2 separate regions of the Homo sapiens genome follow, and region 1 is linked to region 2. A link is an interaction called in ENCODE POLR2A ChIA-PET data of the cell type or tissue named here. Cell type or tissue: A673. All regions are shown on one strand. Links, peaks and the distances in the headings refer to the core of each region. The heading gives the core; the rest is flanking DNA.

Evidence for each region. Peaks named below come from ENCODE experiments on the same cell type or tissue, not always from the same donor. Only the 100,000 strongest peaks of a DNase experiment are listed, where the experiment ranks them.
Region 1: POLR2A ChIA-PET joins it to region 2 with 8 read pairs; 4 of 35 experiments call an interaction of 5 or more read pairs at or near these places.

What each region holds. Positions count from the first base shown.
Region 1 is chr3:138,685,045-138,689,044 of GRCh38, forward strand. It overlaps PIK3CB (phosphatidylinositol-4,5-bisphosphate 3-kinase catalytic subunit beta), which reads right to left. Exons shown (of 24, transcript NM_006219.3): 16 at 3,831-3,930. Among named protein-coding and RNA genes, the nearest start is that of FAIM, 78 kb to the left of the region's middle. In A673, for the core only: no CTCF peak of the experiment used is centred there; no DNase peak of the experiment used is centred there; H3K27ac peaks cover 857 bases.
Region 2 is chr3:138,628,073-138,633,309 of GRCh38, forward strand. It overlaps FAIM (Fas apoptotic inhibitory molecule), which reads left to right. Exons shown (of 6, transcript NM_001033031.2): 5 at 1,035-1,084; 6 at 4,858-5,237. The coding sequence ends at 5,007. Among named protein-coding and RNA genes, the nearest start is that of FAIM, 22 kb to the left of the region's middle. In A673, for the core only: no CTCF peak of the experiment used is centred there; no DNase peak of the experiment used is centred there.

The DNA.
Region 1 (4,000 bases), core at 1-4,000, 56 kb after region 2:
TTACAAATTCGAGAAAAGCAGACTTAGATTATGGGTACTTAAGATAAATGTGGGCCAGGTGCGCACTATGGGTACTTAAGAAGATAAATGTGGCCCAGCACTTTGGGAGGCTGAGGCAGCTGGATCACTTGAGGTCAGGAGTTTGAGACTAGCCTGGGCAACATGGCGAAACCCTATCTCTACAAAAAGAAATACAAAAATTTGCTGGGCATGGTGGCACTTGCCTGTAATCCCAGCTACTTGGGAGGCTGAGGCATAAGAATCGCTTTAACCTTGGAGGTGGAGGTTGCAGTGAGCCAAGATTAAGCCACTGCAGCACTCCAGCCTGGGTAAGAGAGTGAGAAACTGTCTCAAAAAAAAAAAAAAAAAAAAAAAAAAAGAAAGAAAGAAAGAAGATAAATATGAAACTTAAACTACTCAAAATTCTGCAATTCATTGTATAGTAGAATTTGAGACATCACTAACCTAAACCAGTCCATTTGGCCAACTTCCTAGTATTAGAGAAAAACCTATGTAGAAGTAACTCTGAGGTTCTTGCTATTCAACCTTAATATCTACTTCTTGTCATCACTCTTGTATGATATCTCAATATATTCTATTTCCATTAACAGCATAGCTAGAACGAATTATTTTATAATAAAGTGTGAATATAGACATGCTATTTGTTATTCAAATCTAAATTACTTGTTTTTATAATAACTATGGCTATCAAAACTTATGCAAGTAAAAAAAAAAACTTATGCAAGTAGTACAAGGTGTATCAACAATGGCCAACTAAATCAAAACCATTATGTTTAAAATTCAACTTTAGGCTGGGTGTGATGGCTCACGTCTGTAATCCCAGCACTTTGGGAAACTGAGGCAAGTGGATGAGTTGAGGCCAGGAGTTCAAGACCAGCCTGGCCAACATGGAGAAACCCCCTATCTACTAAAAATACAAAAATTAGCCAGACACGGTGGTGTGCACCTGTAATCCCAGCTACTCAGGAGGCTGAGGCAGGAGAATCACTGGAACCTGGGAGCTGGAGGCTGCAGTGAGCCAAGATCGTACCACTACACTCTCCAGCCTGGGCAACACAGTGAGACTATGTCTCAAAAAATAAATAAATCAGGGTCAGGTGCAGTGGCTCATGCCTGTAATCCCAGTATTTTGGGAAGCTGAAGTGGGCGGATCACTTGAGGTCAGGAGTTCAAGACCAGCCTGGCCAATATGGTGAAACCTCCTCTCTACTAAAAATACAAAAATTAGCCAAGCGTGGTGGCGCACACCTGTAATCACAGCTACTAGGGAGGCTGAGGCAGGAGAATCACTTGAATCTGGAAGGCAGAGGTTGTAGTGAGCCAAGATCATGCCACTGTACTCCAGCCTGGGTGACAGAGTGAGACTCCATCACAAAAAATAAAATAAATAAATAAATAATAACAACAAATAAAATTCAACTTTATTATTTAATAACTGAGGGTCTTTTATGTCACAGTACATAAAATTCATAACAACTTCAGCCACGCATAAAGAAGGAGCAGCTTATTTTACAAGTATATCATTAAAACTGGAAAAAACAAATGTTAAAAATAGAATTAAAAAGTATACCGTAACAAGCATATAAAATATGTCTATCACAAATATAAACAATGTGGCTTGAAATTCCATGAACAAGAGATTTAATTTATAACATGTTTTCATTTTTAAATTCTGCTTCTATGCAAGGAAACCACTAAGACTATGTAGGGAGATGAATTCAAGCATGCAGTTTCCACAGAGGCTGAGACCTTGCTCACAGGAAACTAGGAAGGACCTATGCAGCTTGATGATAAAATTGAGATGGCTGAAACTTACCAAGTTAGCCATCTGTTAAAACCACAGATCACTCTACTTCTCAACAGTTTCAGGAGCTGTACAAACACTGGTGACAAGGCAACCAGATAAAAACTGGGCTAAGCAAACAGGAACTTTTTACAAGTATGTGAAATTTGAAACTTCTTCCATGTCTGTACAGTTGAAAGTTTTCATGCTCCATCTCTAATTGTGTTGATATCCACACTTCCTGGAACAGTGTCCTGAATACCCCATGGACATAAGTCTAATACTTTAAGTGTTTCAACACCTTGTCCTTTTGTAAGTTTATAGTAATAACAAGAACAGCTATGTACAGGGTAAAGTCTTCCTCTCACAATTCATCAATCAAAAAAAAAAAAAAACAGGAGTTAGAATAATTTGTTCATACATATATCATCCTTTTATTGTCTTTAACATCAAGCTGAGGCTCCCAGAAAATATGCAGTGTGGAAAATGGTTATATGATGACAATAAGCAAGTTATGACTAAGTATGGCCTAACAGGCTTTGGCAGAAAATTTGAATTTTACTCATAGTGCAATGAAAAATTATTGAAGGGATTTTAAAAGGGAAATGATGTAATACAATCTACTTCTTTTTTTGAGACAGGGTCTTGCTCTGTTGCCCAGGCTAGGGTGTAGTGGTACAATCAAATCATAGCTCACTGCAACCTCAAATTCCTGGGCTCAAGCAATCCTCCCACCTCGGCCTCTCAAGTAGCTGGGACTACAGTTGCAAGCCACCTTCTAATTTTTTCTAGAGATGGGTCTCACTATGTTGTGCAGGTTAGTCTCAAACTTCTGGGCTTAAGTGATCCTCCCACCTTAGCCTTTCAAAGTGCTGGGTTTTCAGGTGTGAGCCACTGCATCTGGCCACAGTCTACATTTTTAAAATGTCACTTTATCTTCTGTGTATAGAATGTTGGGGGAGATGTAGGAAGGGAAACACGGGGTACAATTTAGATAGTTAATGAAGAAGTCCAGTGAAAAAGAATAGTAGCTTGGACTAGGATGGTAGCCATGAACACAAGGGAAATAGGCAGAGATGTGAGATATATTTCAGGGTTCTATAAAATTCAGAGGATTAATAATATTGATTCCATGTTGTTGTTAAGAATAAATGACCCATAATAAGTGATGAATAAACATTAGCTATTATTACAATCATTAATGGGCTTTTCAAAAGTAAGGGATCAGAAAAAGTTTTTAACATCATGAAAAATCCTAAATATTAAAAACACCTAATGGAAGCCTATGAGAGTTCTTCTGGCAATGCAAATGAATTAGAAAAGAGTAGTTTAACTGGAAATTAGGAATCTGATATAAAAATAGGGTGGGGCAGCCAGGTACGGTGGCTCACACATGTAATCCCAGCACTTTGGGAGGCCGAGGCGGGCGGATCACGAGGTCAGGAGTTCAAGACCAGCTTGGCCAACACAGTGAAACCCTGTCTCTACTAAAAATACAAAATATTAGCTGGGCATGGTGGCGCATGCCTGTAGTCCCAGCTACTCGGGAGGCTGAGGCAGGAGAATCGCTTGAACCCGGGAGGCGGAGGTCGCAGTGAGCCAAGATAGTGCCATTGCACTCCAGCCTGGGCAACAGAGCGAGACTCTGTCACAAAAAAAAAAAAAAAAAAAAAGGGTGGGGCTGGGTGTGGTGGTTCACATCTGCATTTCTTAGCACTTTGGGATTAATATAGAATATATTAGGAATGCCGAGTAATTATTTTTCAGGTAGCATTCAGTTAATATTTTTGTGCTAAGTTCATTGAAACTTCATTTTTTGACTTAAATTTTGACAAAAGAATGTATTCATCAGGTTGTCTGTTACTGAGACTTCTATGAAATAATGTGGTGGGAGAAATGGCATTTGATAAAACTGATCAAACACCAAGTACCAAATTGAACATGAAGATTAAAACAAGCTGATATTCATGCTTTAAACGTTGTCTGTCAAAAAAAGAAAAAATGAATAAATAAAACAAGCTGATACCTGCTTAGAAAGCACTTTCATGTGCCCCACACTTCCCCGGCAGTATGCTTCAAGGATGACACCAAATTGTACTGAGACAGCAGGAATGTGCACTTCTGACCTGCAGAAAGTTAATGATATCTGAACAGTTTGTTTATCAAACACTTCAGATCACCGAATAAATACTGACT
Region 2 (5,237 bases), core at 612-4,611:
CTCTGGGGACTCCTCCACCCTGAGATGAGCTATGGCAAGTTAACTGATCCATTTAAGTGTGTCGGGGCAGCATTTTGTTCCATATTGTTCCTTAGTGTGCAGTCCACCAGCTATACCTATTTTTTACTTGTAATCCAATAATTTTTCTCTAAACTGAAACCATTATGAAAAGGAATAGACATTATTGTACTACCTAGTAAGAAGCTGGACTAGATTTCTAAAGCGGACATGCTGTCTATCCTATATAAATCCCGTGGCAGCTGCTTTCAGTGGTCTTTTGTGCCATCACCCAGTTGGGTGAGTGTGGGAGGCAGGGGAGTCATCTGGTCAATATTGAAGGGCATTTTGTATGGAAGGGTCCCTCCTCACATTCATCTGTATGCATCCTTCTTTTTTATTTATTTATTTATTTATTTATTTATTTATTTTTGAGATGGAGTCTTTCTCTGTTGCCCAGGCTAGAGTGCAGTGGTGCGGTCTCGGCTCACTGCAAGCTCCACCTCCCAGGTTCACGCCATTCTCCTGCCTCAGCCTCCCAAGTAGCTGGGACTACAGGCACCCACCACCATGCCCGGCTAATTATTGTATTTTTAGTAGAGATGGGGTTTCACCGTATTAGCCAGGATGGTCTCGATCTCCTGACCTTGTGATCCGCCTGCCTCAGTCTCCCAAAGTGCTGGGATTACAGGCGTGAGCCACCGCGCCCGGCCTGTATGCATCCTTCTTTAAAGATTGTCCTTTTGGATTCATTTTGTTTCATAAGGCTTCATCAATTTGTATTAAGACCATAACTTTCTCTTAAAAGGTTGTTTTGTTTCATTATAGTTTTATGAACAAAGAACAAACACAGCTTCTTCAAATTTTAGGAGAGTCTGCAAGCCATGAAAGCCATGAAAAAGTGTTGGGTTTTGGAATATTAATGGAGTTTTAGAGATCTGGTATATCAATCCTTTCCTAAAGTAATAAATAGGAAAAGTTAACTTTATCTTTAAATCACAGAATTATAACTTAAAGTTTTTATGTTACCTTTACAGAAAAAGATGCTATGGACGTATGGTGCAATGGTAAAAAATTGGAGACAGCGGTAAGTTGACTATTTGATGACTCTAAGTGCCATGTGTCTCAGTTACCATTGAATTGTTGCTGCATTTCCTAATTATAGAGATCTTATAATGAATCAAGGCCCTCTTGATAAAAACAAAAAAGGGATTAAGTACTCCTGACTTCAGATTCTGAAAACCTTTGCCAGATGGTGCCTGGTACCGTGAGTTTGGAAACAACTCATGTTCTTAGCTGGCACTAGCTTCATACTCTCCCTTTCCTGTCCTGGACCAGGCTCCAGCATAGCAAGTAAAATACCTAAAAAGAGCCCCTAGTTAAAAAATTATATCCCCAGAGGTTGGTGTCCTCTTGTGTTGATCCATTTGAAGTGGTGCGTTATCACTGCTTCTCAAACTTGCATGCACAGAAATTGCCTGGAATCTTGTTAAAATGCTAATTCTAACATTTCCCTAGGTGCTGCTAATGCTACTGGTCCACAGATCACACTTTAGGAATGCTTTACACCATACACTCAAAGCAGATGGTTCTTTTCTGAAAGCGAGATTTTTGTAAAATGAGTGATACAATATCAGATGACACGAAGGTAGACGAACAGGAAAGGGCACTCTCACGAACCCCGGAGGACAAGTGGAATTTTAGACCAGCAGTGCCAATGCGAGGAGAAAGAGGCTCCCCCAGTCACTGTGGCCAGGCACACTGAAATCCCCATCTAGATAGACTCCAGTGTGTTTGACTTTTGCTATCAGGTGCTTGGATTACTATGGCTGTGGATGGGATGAATGTAGGAGTGAATTTCAAGCAGGAGTGAAACAGTAGTAGTGTGCACAGGGGAGAGAGTGGGAAACAGAAAGTGTGGGACTAGGAGCCGAAATCACTGGGTGGTAATCCCCATGTCTTATGGGGTCTGTGGGCCAAGCAGGGAGTGCTATCCCTGGGACCCACCTTTCATGCTGGCTCCAGATGTGAACATCAGGGCTAGAGATAATCGGAAGCTCTCTTCTCTGGTCACATTTTGCATGTTGTAGTTGCTTTTATCTCATTTGTATAGTATAGGTTTAAGACAGTGAGAAAAGGTGATTTTGGTAGTTGGAGGAAAGGAGGTCTGGGATTAATTCATTCAGAAGACCACCTAGAACCTACTTGGTCTGATAGCTGTTTCTGAGGAGGTGACAAAACCAGAAATCAAAAATTACAAAGATGAAGCCACACGTGGTAGCACAGGTCTGTAGTGGCTTCCTACTTGGGAGGCTGACGTGAGAGGGACCCTTGAGCCTAGGAGTTTTAGGCCAGCCTGAGCAACATAGTGAGACCCATCTCTAAAAAAATTAATCAATCAATTGAAATTTAAAAGTTACGAAGATGAATGCTTTTCTGTTTCTGAGTCCTGAAGAATTTAATTTGGGCTCACTCTAAATTGAGTGCTTGAGCTGTTCTCTGGGTTAAATCTACTGATAGAGACTTCTTTTATGCAGAGAGGCTTGGAGAGTGCTTCAGTATTTTATGGCCCCCTTTGGAAAAACTCCAGTTACCACTAACATGGATCAGATACCTACTGTGTGCCCAATGCCATACCTGGTGGTTCTTCCTGTTCTTTTTTTCCTACCCTGGAATTCTCTAGATAGGGAATCAGCACTTTTGAATTGCATTTCCTCCCATATTCAAGAAATTCTCCAGTGCACATGTAAAGAGAATGCTGTTTTATGGTATTAAGAATATGGTTGTACTGGGCGAGGTGACTCATGCATGTAATCCCAGCACTTTGGGAGGCTGAGGCGGGCAGATTGCTTGAACCTAGGAGTTAGAGACTAGTCTGGGTGACATGGCGAAACCCCTCTCTACTAAAAATACAAAAATTAATAGAGCATGGTGGCACATGCCTATAGTCCCAGCTACTCAGGAGGCTGAGGTGGAAGAATTACCTGAGCCCAGGGAGATTGAGGCTGCAGTGAGCCAAGGTTGCACCACGGCACTCCAGCCTCGGTAACAGAATGTGAGACCCTGTCTCAAAAAAAAAAAAAAAAATGCAGTTGTAACTTTGGGAGGCCAAGATGGGAGGATCATTTGAGGCCAGGAGCTCATGACCATCCTGGGCAACATGATGAGGCCCTATCTCTATAAATTTTTTTTTTTAAGTTAGCTGTGTATGGTGGTGTGTACCTGGTCCCCGCTGCTCAGGAGGCTGAGGCAGGAGGACTGCTTGAGCCCAGGAGTTCAAGGCTGCAATGAACTACAGTTGTACCCCTGTACTCCAGCCTGGGTGGCAAGAGCAAGACCCTGTCACACACATACACAAGGAATGTTGTTGTGGTTGTAAAAAGGTGAAAATAATATTCATCCACATGTCTTTGTTTTGTAGTAATTAACAGGAAACTACATGTGTTTGGAAATAGCTCTTTATAACACAGTTGCCTTCTCATTGTAACTACAACCTAGTTTGCAGGGCAGTTTGGGCAGCCCCATATCTAGGCAGCCTTCCCCAGTACTGTACGTACCCACAACAAACTCATCTTGTTGCCTGTGAGTTACAGCTTATTTTCTCCTTTTTATCTCAAAGCATCGTGCCAAAATTATATATTTGTCCAATTGCCAAGAAGCTACGTATATAGATTGTATTACCTAACCCTTGCCCTTTCTTCCGAAGTCTTTTTTCAAGGCTCAATATTAAAAATGGGGACAAGAACACACTGCACCCAAGGACATGCTTGTGGTATTCAGCATACCTCCCATAAGGAGCCACGGGCCACATCCTTCCCAGAGCTAGGAAAAGGCTTCTCTCCCTGAGGCATCCTGTGCCTTCTTTGGCTTGGTTTGTTAACTGGGGGGCCTTGTTCTATCTACTTTGGCTGCCAGGAAGCTAATAGCCAGGGGGTTTAAGTCTGATTTTTGGTTTCTTTGCTTTCTGGCATAAATCTTTTTTTTATCCTCTAAGCCTCTTCTTTCTTCCTTCCTTCTCTGCGCTACCTGGCGCTAATCTTTTTACTCTAGATCACTGCTACTCAATCAAAGCATAATATGAGGCACAGATAGGACCTTCATGTGTAATTTTAATTTATCTAGTATCCATATTTGAAAAAATTTTAGGTGAAGTTAAATATTATATTTGATTTAAATCAATATACCAAAAATAGTATTTAACATGTAATCAGTATAAAAAGTTATTTTATACATTTTTTTGTTTCATACTAGGTCTTCTAAATCCAGTGTCTATTTTATATTTAAACAGCATATCTATTTTCAGACTAGTCAATTTGAAGTGCCCAATAGCCACATGTGGCCAGTGGCTACTGTATTGAACAGAACAGGTATAGATTTAGTGGTGTTTGGTTTTGTTATATGTATATTTTACTGTAAGCCACCTTATACCCAGAGGAATCAGATTTTCAGAGTGGCTAAGAACACTCCATCCCTGGCTGGATGCAGTGGCTCACACCTGTAATCCCAGCACTGTGGGAGGCTAAGGTGGGTAGATCACTTGAGGTATATTATAAATAACTAATAAATGTCATATTTATCATTTTTATTTTTGAAAACATAGACACATAGTCATGAGGTTTATATTCCTCCCCCAAGAATTTAAGATTCTTAAGGATTGTAGGGGTTATGAAAAGGAAACTTTCAATTCATAACAGAAATGTAAAAGCATCTAAGTACAAGCTTTAGACTTTGTTTTTCAAAGCTTATTGTTTAACTAATACATTATTTTATTGCACTACTAGTACTTTTAGATGGTGTGAATGCTCTAGACAGAGATAAAAGTTTCTGCACCACTAATTCCTTCTTCTTTTGTTGCTCCAGGGTGAGTTTGTAGATGATGGGACTGAAACTCACTTCAGTATCGGGAACCATGACTGTTACATAAAGGCTGTCAGTAGTGGGAAGCGGAAAGAAGGGATTATTCATACTCTCATTGTGGATAATAGAGAAATCCCAGAGATTGCAAGTTAATGAATTTTCATCTTAAGAAGTAAAGATCAGGACTTTTTAATTACTGTGGTAATTAAATGTGTTCAGTATGTACTTATCAGTACATTTAGTCTGCAATGTTTTAATTTTTTAAAAAGTTACATGAAACTAACATTCCAAGGGTCAGGAAAAAAACCAATTATGTATAGTCATAAAAATTACAATTTATGATGCAAATAATGTAAAATGTTTTAAAGACAAATGGCAAATAA